Regions from separate parts of the Homo sapiens genome. Here all the other regions are linked to region 2. Evidence: chromatin contacts called from ENCODE Hi-C or POLR2A ChIA-PET data. All regions are on one chromosome and are shown on one strand. Each heading gives the region's core, a stretch centred on a gene start or an enhancer-like site at or near the end of the contact. The rest is flanking DNA. Distances are from core to core; before and after follow the strand shown.

Evidence for each region. Hi-C counts contacts between places; a loop is a spot of excess contacts on that map. ChIA-PET counts read pairs that join two places held with the same protein, here RNA polymerase II (POLR2A). Pooled maps may share reads with other maps.
Region 1: a loop to region 2 is called in a map of CD8-positive, alpha-beta T cell, with 39 times the contacts of the local background. The contact joins the promoter of FASTKD2 here to the promoter of BARD1 in region 2. A Hi-C loop is called at or near these places in 1 of 168 maps with a recorded cell type or tissue (CD8-positive, alpha-beta T cell) and 7 of 50 pooled maps. POLR2A ChIA-PET finds 5 or more read pairs at or near these places in 1 of 52 experiments (OCI-LY7).
Region 3: a pooled map shows a loop between it and region 2 (30-fold over the local background). The contact joins the promoter of FARSB here to the promoter of BARD1 in region 2. A Hi-C loop is called at or near these places in 6 of 50 pooled maps.
Region 4: a map of ascending aorta shows a loop between it and region 2 (26-fold over the local background). The contact joins the promoter of CCNYL1 here to the promoter of BARD1 in region 2. A Hi-C loop is called at or near these places in 1 of 168 maps with a recorded cell type or tissue (ascending aorta) and 10 of 50 pooled maps. POLR2A ChIA-PET finds 5 or more read pairs at or near these places in 1 of 52 experiments (OCI-LY7).
Region 5: a loop to region 2 is called in a map of naive thymus-derived CD4-positive, alpha-beta T cell, with 23 times the contacts of the local background. The contact joins the promoter of INO80D here to the promoter of BARD1 in region 2. A Hi-C loop is called at or near these places in 1 of 168 maps with a recorded cell type or tissue (naive thymus-derived CD4-positive, alpha-beta T cell) and 3 of 50 pooled maps. POLR2A ChIA-PET finds 5 or more read pairs at or near these places in 1 of 52 experiments (activated CD8-positive, alpha-beta T cell).

Annotation. Positions count from the first base shown.
Region 1 is chr2:206,764,326-206,767,025 of GRCh38, forward strand. FASTKD2 (FAST kinase domains 2) reads left to right here and starts at 1,281. Exons shown (of 12, transcript NM_001136193.2): 1 at 1,281-1,422; 2 at 2,319-2,700. The coding sequence starts at 2,369. It overlaps MDH1B (malate dehydrogenase 1B), which reads right to left and starts at 1,003. Exons shown (of 12, transcript NM_001039845.3): 1 at 925-1,003. The coding sequence starts at 946. RefSeq lists enhancers at 782-921, 1,172-1,551.
Region 2 is chr2:214,808,361-214,811,060 of GRCh38, forward strand. It overlaps BARD1 (BRCA1 associated RING domain 1), which reads right to left and starts at 1,323. Exons shown (of 11, transcript NM_000465.4): 1 at 1,052-1,323. The coding sequence starts at 1,209. SNHG31 (small nucleolar RNA host gene 31) reads left to right here and starts at 1,869. Exons shown (of 4, transcript NR_110292.1): 1 at 1,869-2,072. RefSeq lists enhancers at 262-311, 602-681 and a silencer at 1,232-1,801.
Region 3 is chr2:222,654,792-222,657,491 of GRCh38, forward strand. It overlaps FARSB (phenylalanyl-tRNA synthetase subunit beta), which reads right to left and starts at 1,301. Exons shown (of 17, transcript NM_005687.5): 1 at 1,225-1,301. The coding sequence starts at 1,282. It overlaps LOC124907985 (a long non-coding RNA gene), which reads left to right and starts at 1,642. Exons shown (of 2, transcript XR_007088095.1): 1 at 1,642-1,720. RefSeq lists an enhancer at 1,362-1,411 and a silencer at 1,528-1,724.
Region 4 is chr2:207,710,285-207,712,984 of GRCh38, forward strand. CCNYL1 (cyclin Y like 1) reads left to right here and starts at 1,356. Exons shown (of 10, transcript NM_001330218.2): 1 at 1,356-1,832. The coding sequence starts at 1,613. RefSeq lists enhancers at 548-747, 758-807, 1,160-2,156 and silencers at 1,028-1,477, 1,898-2,007, 2,020-2,179.
Region 5 is chr2:206,084,874-206,087,573 of GRCh38, forward strand. It overlaps INO80D (INO80 complex subunit D), which reads right to left and starts at 1,301. Exons shown (of 11, transcript NM_017759.5): 1 at 1,028-1,301. It overlaps INO80D-AS1 (INO80D antisense RNA 1), which reads left to right. Exons shown (of 2, transcript NR_186084.1): 2 at 1,084-2,631. RefSeq lists silencers at 32-326, 228-277, 318-517, 538-707, 788-997 and enhancers at 1,048-1,337, 1,064-1,883, 1,388-1,437, 1,448-1,557.

The sequences.
Region 1 (2,700 bases), core at 31-2,530, 8.0 Mb before region 2:
GTAGATGTCAATTGTGTTCAATGCATCAAAGAGATCAAATAAGTCAAAGACTAAACAGCTTCTATAAAAGTCAGTGGTGACTTTGGTGACAGCAGTTTCTGTCAGGAAGCAGAAGTAGAAGCCTTCTTCCAAGACTGATTGGAAGGCAGAACTGGAGATGGAAGAGCAGTCTACTCTTTTAAGAAACTTTACGAGGAGAGGAGGTAGGTACCATGGATTGTTGTAATAAAAGCCTTCTCAGTTGAGTCCTTGCTGTCAACCAGCACTTTCAATCATTCTCTCCGTTGCTGCCAAGACAGGCTTCCTAAAATGCAAACTCATTAAGACTACTCTCCTGCTTAAAATTTTTCTATAATTCCTCATTGCTTTCAGGATACAGTTCAAACACCTTTGCTTGACCTACATGAAATGCAAGGACCTGGCTCCTGCTCCTGTTGTAGCCCCAGGTCCTGTCACGCCCCACATATCCAGATCTTCTGTTAGGCCAGGAAGCTTCCTGCCTCTCTGCTTTTATTTGGAATAGCCTCCTCAGCTCACACCTTCACAACTCAGCTCCTGTAATACCTTCCCCAGCCAGTTCCTTGTGTCCACCTCTCCCTCATCCCCCAAACCCAGATTAGGAGTCTACGCTCCCAGAGGCCTGTGCAGGTCTCCTTCATCGCGTTAATCACACCGTATCAAAAGTACATGTTCTGTGCCCCATGAGACTGAAAGCTCCTCTAAGGCAGGGATATGTTTCCCTCCATTGCATCCCCAGTGTCCCACAATGCTTGGCGCACCGTCACGGTCCAGTAAAAAACTTTGAATAAATCTATAGCAAAGCATGGAGCGGTCCGTATAGAGGCTGCCAAGCCGAGCGGCCATGGGAGGTGAGCTGTTGTCGGCGTTTTGAGCAATCTGCGGGCGGACGCGGGGATCACTCACCCGCGATGACGAATTTGGCCATGGTCGAGAGAGACTCAGAGGCAGGGACCGCGGCTTCGCGGTTTCCTGGCAACCACGCAGCCAAGGGCAAGGCGCAGGCGCACTACAAAGTCTGGCGCCCAGCAGAGGTTAGGTGTTTAAAGTTAGGACCTGAATGGGTTACGTTGCGATACACGATCAAACATCGCCCTTATAAGCTCTGTGGTATCCCCGAGCCCCACTCCTGTATGCAGGGAAATTAGTCATTCTCCTTGGTAAACTTTCTTCAAGTAAGTCCTTCAGCTACAGCCGCGAACATATGCTTTTTGACCTTTGAGGGAATCCGTAAGATCTCGTGAGAAGCGCAGCTTCTCGGGGAAGCTGTCATGGCTGCTCCTGTACGTAGTCACGGTCTTGTGCTCTAAGGTGAGTGGAGGACGAGCTTGGGCTTAGCGGCAGCCCGTATCACATCCTAGACTTTTTACTTCGAGGAGAAGAGTCTCACGAGTTGTCCTGGAAGTAAGTTTAAAGGAGGTGGGTTAATGCTGGGCGGCCCAGCTGCGGAAGGACAGGCTCTTGAAGTTGGTTCTGGGGTCTGGTGAGGCTGGCTGGTTGTATAAGATCTTCCTCTTAAGCGCAGGCCACGTGCAGACATCGCTTTCGTTTTCTGCTTCTTCCACTGAGCCGTTCTACCTGCCCAGGTCCCTATTCTTGATGGTCTGGGTTCGGCCGTTGCTAAATCGTCATGTTGAAAATGATCTATCAGCCGGGCGCGGTGACTCACGCCTTGGGAGGCCGAGGCGGGTGGATTACCTGAGGTCAGGAGTTCAGGACCAGCCTGGCCAACATGGTGAAACTCCGTCTTTACAAAAAATACAAAAATTAGCCGGGCGTGGTGGCATACGCCTGTAATCCCAGCTACTTGGGAGGCTGAGACAGGAGAATTGCTTGAACCTGGGAGGTGGAGGTTGCAGTGAGCCAAGATCGCGCCACTGCACTCTAGCCTGGGGGACATAGCAAGACTTTGTCTCAAAAAAAAAAAAAAAAAAAAAAAAAACAGAGAAGAGAAAAGAAAATGATCTATCAATGCTAATCCCCTAATTTTCACCGAGGACATTTCCATAACAATGCCAACAAAAGTCTCTCCTACAGAGAAAGCTTTATGGAACGCTTTTGCACCAGAAAAATCTCATTAATACAATGACTACTTCCAAAGTGACCTGGCTTCTTTGAAACTGGACACATTGTGGTAGATTGGAGGGAGCCCACATTGGTAAAAAAAACTTTTACTGTTTTATGTAAATGTTTAATGGCTCCATAGGTTCCCCATTTTCTCTTCTGTTAAATGCATTTCATTTCTTTAAGTAAAAGTTTTGTTTTAATTTTTATTCTTTTCATTACTTCTTCCCCTACAGGAAAACGACAGCACGTGTTCTTTTTCACTAGTAGAAGTGACGTTGGTTTCATGTTGACAACTTTGAAGCCATTTGGAAGTGTTTCAGTGGAGAGCAAAATGAATAACAAAGCGGGCTCCTTTTTCTGGAACCTTAGACAATTCAGTACATTAGTTTCAACAAGCAGAACTATGAGGCTATGTTGTTTGGGACTTTGCAAACCAAAAATAGTTCATTCAAACTGGAACATTTTAAATAACTTTCATAACAGAATGCAATCAACTGATATCATTAGATATCTCTTTCAGGATGCATTCATTTTTAAATCAGATGTTGGCTTTCAAACAAAGGGCATAAGCACTCTAACAGCCCTTAGAATTGAAAGACTACTTTATGCTAAAAG
Region 2 (2,700 bases), core at 73-2,572:
ATCGTGCCACTGCACTCCAGCCTGGGCGACAGAGCGAGACTCCGTCTCAAAAAAGGAAAGAAAAGAAAAAGTTGTGTTACTTATACTTTATGCAACTAGGTAACTTAAGTTCTGCAAGTTAGAAATCAAAGGGGAAAAAAGTCCAAAAAGGATATAAACTTTTGACAGCTACAAATAACAAAAAAACTGCCAGTGATCTTCATACAGAAATACTTAGCTGTACACACAGCAAGTGCTCAATAAAAATGCTTTTCAGAAGAAATGAAAATGAGACAAACCTTTCTTGGGTTTTACAAACCTTCTTGGTTTGTATACTAGAAAGAGCTACACGAAAAAAAGCAAGAAGTAACACTCATGAAAATGTCTTTGGACGGAATGAAAACCCTGAGAGGACTCCCATAATGTGACAGCATGAAGGAAAACAATAAACAGCATCACTAAGAGCGGGGACACCAGACATACAGTCTTTTGAGCAAACTAAGAAAATGAGAAATTCCGTGCCATCTTCAATCTACAACTATGGTAGATATCCGATGCTCCATCCCATCTCACTCGAAAAAGCTGGCACGGAGAAAATGTCAAAAAGGCCAGTTTAACTTAGAGTGGCAGCTGCTTCTAATTTAGAGGGTCTCCGGGGCGGCCCGCCAGCCCAATTCGCCACAGCTCCCGGAAAGCAGCGGGGTAATCCAGGGCCGGGTAAAAAATGCAGAAGCCTCAGCCCCACCCCAGCCCGATTCAAACTCTGGAGGCGCGACCGGGATGAACATTTTTTTAGCCACACCTCCAGACGGTTCTTCAGCCCGCTGAAGTTCAAAAACTACCGTTTCAGTTGGATTCAGGGCAAGGGGAGGCCGGTAAGTCGCCCAAAAATAAAGTGAATGAGAAGCAGAAGTTGTTAATACTATATCCCCCGGCAGGTGCTAACCGCACGCCGACCCGACTGCAGCGCGGGAACGGAAGGAGGAAACGGAAGATTTGAAAAGATTCTGCCGCCCCCAGAAACTGTGCGACCCGTGCCCTCGCAGCCACCCCCAAGAAGCTCCGTCTTTACCAACGCGAGCAGCGCAGCAGCTTCTCCAGGCGGTCGAGCGCGGCGCGACTGTGGGCCCAGGCACCGCGACCATCCGGTTCCATGGCGGGCGCGGAACGAGGCTCGTTCCCGGAGCGGATCCTCGGCTGCCGGTTCCTCGGCTGCCGATTATCCGGCATCGTCCCGCCTTCGGATGAAAGGCTCCTCGCAGAGCGGGAAGCAAGGAAGCCTCGGGAAACCACAGGGAAGCTGCAGGCCAGCGACTCGAAACCGGCCAAGCTCTTCCCGCGTCTGGGACGGCGGGCCGCCAGAGGGGCGGGGCGCGCGGGGAGGGGCGGGGCACGGCGGCCGCAATGCTCCCAAAATAGGGACTCGCAGGGCACAGGGGCGGGGCCGCGAGAGCCAGCCGCTGGCCGAGTGGGCGGGACCTAGGGGTGGGGCTGGAGGCTGAAACTTGCCAAAGTCCCGGCGTGTGGGACTTAGGGGAGGGGCCGCGAGAGCCGTGGGACCGAGGGGGCGGGGCCGGACGGCTGAAACTTGCCAAAGTCCCGGCGCGCGGGTCCTAGGGGCGGAGCCGCGAGAACACGCCGGGGACAGAGGGGGCGGGGCCTAGGAGCCTCGGGGCGGGACAGGACGGTCGAAACCGAAGTCCTGGCGCGCGGGGCCCAGGGGCGGGGCCTAGGGGCCTCGGGGCAGGACAGGACGGCTGAAACCGAGGTCCCGGCGCGCGGGGCCCAGGCGCCGTGCAGTGAGAGCACGCCGCTTGACCGAAGGGGCGGGGCCTGAAGGCTGAGCGCAGTCGCGAGGCTGTAGTTGGCAGGAGAGCGGGCGGGGCCTGAAGCCCCTCTGGGCTGCCTGGACGGATGAAGTCCAGGTGGAAAGCCAGTCGACGTTTCCCGGGAGCTACGACTCCAGGGACCCTCATCCGAGCTTAACCGTTGGAACAATCACAAACCCAGAAACTTTTAGCTGAGTGTTATTTATAAAAAGCGCTGTTTTGACTGCTGTTGGACTTGGAAAAGCTTTGCCCACGATACTGAAGGTACCACTCTTTGTTCCTAAGAAAGCAACCTTTTCTTTCCTCTCACCTCAGCTGTGGCGTATATTGTAACTGAGTAAAAATAAGGAAAGTTTCTAATTCTAACTAGTTAACAAATATCAGCTCAAAGGCATGTCTGAAAAGATCTGGTTTACTTTTAAAATATTGGTATAAAATTTCAAAAAGGGTTTTTTTTGTTAGAGAGTGTGTCCACCTTCCTCCTCCAGATCTTTCACTGATCGCCGTAATTTACAGATAAGACCTACAGAGCAACCCGTCATGCCTTCCTGCCGCGCCCCAAGTTCATTTCCAAGTCCTTGCATTTTTTCCCCCTAACTTGTCTCGAATGCACCCATTTTCTCTCCGTCTCTGCTCCACAACATCCCCAGTTGCCTCGTCCTCGCCTGGTTTCCTGTCGTAGCTTTCTAGCTGATATCCAAGTGTCTATCCAGGTCCCAGCCAGTCCCGAGACTGCGGTGTGGCCGCCTAAAACATTTCCAAACACAAAACTCATCGTGGCACTTCCCTTTCTTAAAACTCCTTAAAGTTTTTCTCTGCTCTTTGACTAGCCTCTTGTCAAAACCTCCTCTGGCCATCATGGTCCCAACCCCACAGTGCGTTCCCTTAGGTC
Region 3 (2,700 bases), core at 51-2,550, 7.8 Mb after region 2:
GGAAGCGGTGGCTGTCATTAAACCAATTAGGCCTTTGTTAACACACTGAGCCCTAAAAACAAAAAAAACAGCTCTCACGAACCAGTTGGTCCAGCCTTTATACAAGCTAAAAATTATGGGGTGGGGGCCGGGCGCGGTGGCTCACGCCTGTAATCCCAGCATTTTGGGAGGCCGCGGCAGGTGGATCACGAGGTCAGGAGTTTAAGACCAGCCTGGCCAAGATGGTGAAACCTGGTCTCTCTAAAAATACAAAAAAATTACTCGGGCGCGATGGCGGACGCCTGTAATCCCAGCTACTCGGGAGGCTGAGGCAGAAAATTGCTTGAACAGGGAGACGGAGGTTGCTGTCAGCCGAGATCGCGCCACTGCACTCCAGCCTGGGAGTGCAGACTCCGTCTCAAAAAATAAAAATAAAAAAAAAAATAGGGTGGGGCAGCTGCTACGGCTGTGAGGTAACTGATAACTGCATTTAATATCTCCCTCCTTTTTTTCAATGGTTGTGTTTTTAGAACTGATTAAAAGATGAAATGTAGAATGAAGTCTACACCCATTTAATACTCCCCATTCAGGTCTCAGATCAAATGTTACCACCCTATCTAAAGTTGTTCTTGGCACAACACCTTTTCTTTCCTTGATGGCATTTAACATTATCCGAAATCATTTTATTAACGTGCTGGTTAATTGTCTGCCTCCATCAGACAGAACGTGGACCTGACGTGTCGTGTGCACAGCTCTAGTCCTAAGCTCTTAGAACAGTGCCTGACACATAACAGGCGCTCAGGAAACATTAATAAAACGAAGACAGGTGGAATGCCGTTCTCCACCCCGCTGCACAAATCTCTCCTCCTACCCCCTTATAAACTGAGTTCCCACAGCGCTGCTATTGCAATTAACTGGCTACGCTCGGGATGCAACCCCGGGTTTCCTTCCTGTTCTATCCCCTGGCTTGGATGTCGGTGCCAGGCACGCTGTAGGCACTCGATGGCAGATCGCTGAATGAATGACACGGCAAGCCGGGCACAAGCAGTGGCACCGCTGCGATGCCGGTTCCGAGGCTACCACAGCCCAGCCGGACCGCCACCATCATCGGCCTTCCCGCGTAAACCCCGGCCTCCCGGAGCCAAAACCTTCAGGAAGGCATGAATGTCGCCACATTGCCCTTTTGGAGGGAGGCCCTGCCTCCGAGAAGAGGCGTAGGGCCCAACGTATAGGGCCGCCACTCACTGTAGGTGCGGCCCAGGGCTTGGAAGAGCAGATCACGCTTCACGCTGACAGTCGGCATGGTGTGTCGAACTCACTGCGCCTGCGCAGCGAGCTGACCCGGGCTTCCCTAGCGAAGCGCGTAGGACCCGCCTCTTCTTGTGCGTGTTGTCTTGAATATCGCCATTCTGCTGGCAACAGTTCCTGTTCTCTTTTTAACCTAAAAACACTCATCATGCCATTACCTCGCTGATTAAATGTATCTTTATGAGACTAATAGCTTAAAAGCCTGTAAGAAAGATATAATTTGATAGAACTGGCTAGGATTTGTCAGGCATTGTAATGTACTGACCCTGAAGTCCCGGATGCTTCCAGGGCGCTAACGGCCGGGGACGCCCACCAGGTGGGCGGGGCGAGAGTGGGGCGCGTCAGGGAGGGGGTGGGGCCTCCACGTGGGAGATCTTGCCTGGAGGTGGTGGAAATGCGAGTGGAGAGGGTTCAAGGCTTCCTGCAGAGAAAGGTGTGCAAATCCTGGCGGCGGGAGAGGGGCTGTTAACAGACCTCAGTTTTTACTTCATTCTTTAATCTCTCCTCTACTCGTATAAGTGATATACCTGTGCTTTGTTTGAACTTTACGGCAGCCCTATAAGGGAGGCATTGTAAGAGACCTCTTTTTTTGTCTATTTGCTCAGTGCTCTCTGCTGTCAGTGGGCTGTGCTCAGCCCTCTGCCAGCATTAAATTTCCTCCTTAAAACAACCCTGAGTGTAATAGGCTGAATAACGGCCCCCAATAATATCAGACCCTAATCCCTGCAACCTCTAAATGTAACTTTATATGGAAACAGCGTCTTTGCAGGTTAAGTTAAGGATTTTGAGATGAAGATTATCCTGGATTCGAAAGACGAACACTAAATGGAATCACAGTATCCTCATCAAATCATAAAAGGGAGGTTGAGAGAGACGATTTAGCCACGGTGGCAGAGATTGGAGTATGGCAGCCACAACCCAAGGATGCCAGCAGCCACCAGAAACAAAGAGACAAGCACACACTGGGGGTGAGGGGGTGGAGGAGCGGGGAGCATCAAGAATAGCTAATAGATGCTGGGCTTAATACTTAGGTGATGGGATGATCTGGGCAGCAAACCACCATGGCATACATTTACCTATGTAACAAACCTTCACATCCTGCACATGTATCCCTGAAATAAACAGAGACAAGGACAGATTCACGCCCAGCCCATGGGGCAGCCCTATAATGCATGCTGATTTGGGCCCAGTGAAACTGATTTTGGGTTTCTGGCCTCCAGAACTGTGAGAGCATAAATTTATGGTTTAAGTCAGCAAGTTCGTGGTAATTTGTTTCAGCAGCCAAGGGAAACTAATACATCAAGATAGGTACCATTATCCCTGTTTTACAGGTAATGAAACTAAGGCACAAACTGGCAGTTCCAGGGGGAGCCTTGCCCTAATCCTTTCTACTGTACAGTGAGTGAGGGCTTC
Region 4 (2,700 bases), core at 106-2,605, 7.1 Mb before region 2:
TCAGGGTGAGGGTCCCTGATCATGATGATCAGAAAATAAAGGTAGAAATCAAGCTTAGGGAGGAAGTGACATTGTGTGTATATATATATATTTGTTTATTTATTTTTATTTTTATGTTTTATTTTTTTGAAACGGAGCCTAGGTCGCCCAGGCTGGAGTGCAATGGCGCGATCTCGGCTTACGGCAACCTCTGCCTCCCGGGTTCAAGTGATTCTCCTGCCTCAGCCTCCCGAGTAGCTGGGAATACGGGCGCGTGCCACCATGCCCGGCTAATTTTTTGTATTTTTAGTAGAGACGGGATTTCACCGTGTTAGCCAGGATGGTCTGGATCTCCTGACCTGGTGATCCGCCCGCCTCGGCCTCCCAAAGTGTTGGGATTACAGGCATGAGCCACCGCGCCCGGCCGGGATTGTTTTTAAGGGTTAAATAAATATACCACAGTTGGAACACTGTCTGGCACATAGTGCTTGCCAAATGGTAACTATTCATCTTCATGGAATCAAGACTGTGGTGCCCCACTGCATGGTTCTCAGTTTTGCGTGAGAAAATCGTGCTTTCTGTGCTGTTTTTAGTACAAGAAGAGAAACCTGGAAGTCCCTGCCTAGAGGAGAGAAACAGGCAAGAAAAGGGAGTTGGCGAGTCCCAGCATTTCAGAGTTGGCAGGGACGAGTTAGGTCCCTATTTTATGGATGAGGAAGTGGAAGGGTGACGTGTCCTCGAGTCTCATTCAAGACCCACAGCCACAACTCTTTATGGAGAGTAGGACCAGGGCCCCAGGGTTGCTATGATCACGTTGCAGGTGAAAACTAACGCTCATTGGAAGACAGGAGCGGAGCACTGAGTTACAAAAACAGTTAACAATTTGGGTGTAACCAAGTTTAGTGAGCAAACGAAAGCTGTCAGACTCGGAAGAAGAGTTGCTAATGGAGCGAACTCTTTACTAATAACGGCTTTCTACAGAGATCATTGACACAGCTTCCAGTTACAAATGCCCGTGCGCTTCCAGTAGGACCGGAAAGCTCCCAGCAGCCAGCGATGAATGAAAACCCGAGTCTGGGATAGCGGCGTGAGGGGCTGGGCAGCTGCCAGGCGGGGGCGGGGCAGCAGGTCACGTGCCTGGCTTCGAGGCGGGCGCCGGAGGGGGAACTCTGACCATGATTGGTTCCTCCTAACCAGGTGACCGCAGGTCGCGTTCCGGTTGGCAGGCACCGGCCAGGGCCAGCGGCCTTCAGTCGGTAGGCGGCGGCGGAAGGAGGAGGAGCTCCAGCCGCGCTCTCTCCCGGCAGTGGCTGTGCTTCACAGCGCTTGTTGGGTTCCCCACCCCTTTTAAATAAGCCGGGCTGGTCACCGCCCTCGCAGACGAGTCAGCTTAAGGGAGGCGGCGGCAGCGCGGCGGTGGGGGTGCGGCCGAGGCCCGAGCCCTGCCCGGGGCCGGGCCGCGGGGCGGGCGGGCGAACCGCGGGCGAGGCGGCGTCTGCTTGCGCGGTGCAGCCCCAGCGTAGCCCGGGGCTGCCGGTGCCGGCCGCGCCATTGTTGGGGGAGGGGGCGGCTGTTGAGGGCGGCGGAGTAGGGGGCGAGCGAAGGCGGTGGCAGAGAGGAGCGGAGGCTTCCCATGGGGAACACGCTGACCTGTTGCGTGTCCCCCAATGCCAGCCCCAAGCTGGGCCGGCGCGCGGGGTCGGCGGAGCTGTACTGCGCGTCCGACATCTACGAGGCGGTGTCCGGGGACGCGGTGGCGGTAGCGCCCGCTGTGGTGGAGCCTGCCGAGTTGGATTTCGGAGAGGGCGAGGGCCACCACCTGCAGCACATCAGCGACCGCGAGATGCCCGAAGGTAAGGAGGCGGCGGATGCCATCCGCCCTCGGGCTCACCTCTGCCCGCCTCCTCCCCCAGAGTCCCCCGGGAGGCATCCGCCGCCTCGGGCTCCTTCCTGCCGGTAGCCGGCCCCGGGACGAAGGCTGGTTCTGCCTCGCGTCCCCACCCCTTATTCTTGCCCTGCTGCGTCTGGCCAGTTTCTTTTCCTCCTCCTTACCGTAACGCCCAGTTCTTGCTCCCGCTTCCCATTCTCCCAAGCCGGCGTGGGACCCTCTAGTCCGCCGCCCTTCTTGTTTGTAGCTCTGTTCATTGTCTGGTGGGACTTTGCTAAGACTTTTGGGGTATATTGTTTTCCTTTTCTCAATGGAAACTCAAATACCTCAACTTCGGAGTACTCATCCCATTCCCTCCCTTAACCCATCCAGATGGTACCTAAGTGAAGGAACCAGGTAAGGGTCTGATTGTTCCTTCCTCCCATCCGTGAAGATAGCTGATGCCCGCGACAGTTTAGACCCAGATGTTTGAGGATTTCTTATCTAGACTCAAAATAGAGGTTGCCATAGGAGACACTATATGGTATTCCTAATAGGTTAAGTCGGCGTGAAAGAAGCTGCTTTATTCCTTCCAACTATAATTTGAACACAGAAAGAAAGAAAATGGGGGGAGGGGCGTAAAATGACTGTGAAGGGTGTGAGAGGTTATTACCAGGGGTGCAGACAAGTTGTTTTTTTGAGACGGAATCTCGTTTTGTCGCCCGCCCAGGCTGGAGTGCAGTGGCGCGATCTCGGCTCGCTGCAACCTCCGCCTCTCGGTTTCAAGCGATTCCTCTGCCTCAGCCTCCCGAGTAGCTGGGATTACAGGCGTGCGCCACCACGCCCAGCTAATT
Region 5 (2,700 bases), core at 51-2,550, 8.7 Mb before region 2:
AGTCACTAACTAATAAAGCTAAGAAAAGCCCCTTGCAAACTTTTCCAAACCGGAAGAGAAGGCCCTCTCCCCAACCTGGGGGGCTCTAGGGGGAAGGGGCTGGAGTTAGCAGCCCCGAATGGGCTCGCGGGGAGTTGGGTGGGGCGCGGGCGAGGGGTGCAGGGGCGGAGTACCTTCTTCAATGGACAGGAACTGGCAAAGAGTTTCAAAATAGCCGAGTGCGCTCCCCCACGCCCTGGGGGGTCCCGGGCGCTAGGACCAGGGCTCCCCGGAGAGACAGCGGCCCCCAGTTCGGGCCTAAAAGGAAACTTTCTGGGCCGCGGCTGCACCTGACTCCTCACCGCCCCTCCACCCGACCCCACGCCCGCCAGGCCGCCCGCCCCGCCCCGCCCCGGCCTGGCCGTCCGGAGCGCGGAGGAGGGGGATAAATAAATTCAACTCTTACCGGAATCTGGGGGCCGTCTGCGAGAGACCCGGGGGAAGGGGAGCCGGGCGCCCATTCCCCACTCCCCACTCCTAGGCCCTGACGCCCCTGTCCCGGCAGCCCGGGCCTGCCGCCCCGCGGGAAAGCCTCCGGGCCGGCGCGGGATTCGGCCCAGCAGCGCCGCCGTCCCACCCGGAGACCCCGGGGGACTCGAGGGGGCGCGCGGAGGCCCGGGGTGCGGGGGCAGGGCGCGGCTGCCGTGGGGCCTACCGGCCCGAGGCCTACCGGCGCCCCCCCCTCCCGCCGCACACCCCCACCTGGCCCGCGCAGGCCGCTCCGCTCGCCCCACTCCGGCTCCGGCTGGACCCCTGCCCGCCCGCCGTCGCCGCCCGCGGGCGCCCCGGAGGCCCTCAGGCCCCCGGCCTCCACCACCCGGGCGCCGGCCCCACTCACCCTTTCATTCTCCGCCCGGGGCCTGGCGTGGGCCGGCGAATCCCCGGCCTCACGTAAGCGCGCTCGCCGCCCGCCCAGCCTGCGCGGCCCAGCCCGCCGCCCTACGGGAGCCCGGGGATGTGGGCCGGGCCTGGGGCCGCCTCTGCTTACCTTTCAGCTGCTTTTTTTTTTCTCCTTCCCCCCTGTTCCCTCGGCTGGGCTGACAGATCAGAGTGAGAGGCGCTGGCAATGGACTAGGAAGCTCGGCTGCCGCTGCTACTGCTCCCCCCTGGGCTCCGGCGAGAGCCTTTCCCTGTCAAGCAAGAGGGGTGAGGATCATATTTTTATTTTGGAAACTAAAAAGTGCTCCCAGGGTCGGTGATTATTAAGGGGAAATCCCTGAATATACTCTCCAGCCAAGAAGGCAGGGCTGCCGGGGCTGTACAAGAAGAGGCAGCAGCCTCCTACAGCACCACTACAGGCACTGCGAGGACATAACACCAGAGAGCTGCTCCTCTGCCCTCCGAAACGACAACTTTCCTACCATCTTGGAGGCAGAGCAAAGGGGGGCCAGGGGGAAAAGTGCACCCGCTCCCGATAAAGTACAAATTTTTACTTCTCATCTCTGGAAAAAAGTCCACACCGGCCGTCTACACCCGCGCCTGGGGGAGAAAGCAGGGAAGAAACGGGGGGTGCATGAGAAACGTTTTCATTTGCTCCAGGGGGAAAAATGTTTCTGCATCTTCTGATGGAAAGAAATCTTTACAAGACACAGGTTTTCCGGTGGTTATTGTTTTTTATTTTCTGTTTTTAATTTTTTTCATGTTAGTGACAGTGATATTTTAATATTTTTTTAAGCCAGTAATAATTTTTCTCCATTACAGGGCTAAGTTCTGTGGCTGGTGGTCAGTTTGTAAATTTATACTTAAAGAGACTTAATAGTAACTTCATTTATTTGTCTGGTTATGTTATTGTATATATAAATATTTATGTTTTCATATATTGCATATAAAAATTTGTGTTACATGTTACTCTCAGAACAGATTGCTGTAAGACAATTGTAAAAAAACATGTCTTTCGTCTGTTTCTCAAAGCAATGTAAATAAAACCTATGGACTGTCCAGAAAGGCATGATACAGTGTGTCATTTTCCACAGTGCAGATAAAGGCAGCTATCACTGGGGATTTAAAAACGGCCCCTGTTTCTGGAAATTCTGTTATGCTGCCCATACAGAAAGGATACAGTAAAACTGGAAAGAGATTTTAAAGACAGCCTTAGATTTTTCTTGAGGTAAAATAGCTTATTAAGAATTATATCCGGGCATTTAATTTTTTTATTTATTTAGATTCTTTAAACTCTAGCTAGATCTTTGGTGCATTACACATGTTGCTATCTGCTTTTTGTGTCACAGAATTGAGAAATGTGGCTATTTTTGTTAGTTATGTTAGTTCAGAACTTCCAATGTGCTGCCAGCCTGTATGATAGACTTTTTGTATATTGCAGTGGATGTCATGAATTTACTTTTTTAAATGAGCAAAGCTTACTAGATAAATGGGATCAGAGTTAAACAATGCTGTTAGCACAGAGGTGAGAGGGACAAAGGGTACCCATTTACATCGATTCCAATAGAACGCTTATTGGAGGATAAATTGCAGAGACATTTTTCTATTTTTGTGAAGAAAGAGAAAAATAATAGAAAAAGAACCGACTATCTTTGTATGTTCTACTGGGGATGATGATTTAAATCTTGTATTAAAAGTTATTTTTCTAACACATGTTGACTAACCTGGCAGGAATGAATTTGTTATATTAGTGCCCTGAATCAGTAGAATATTTAATTTCTT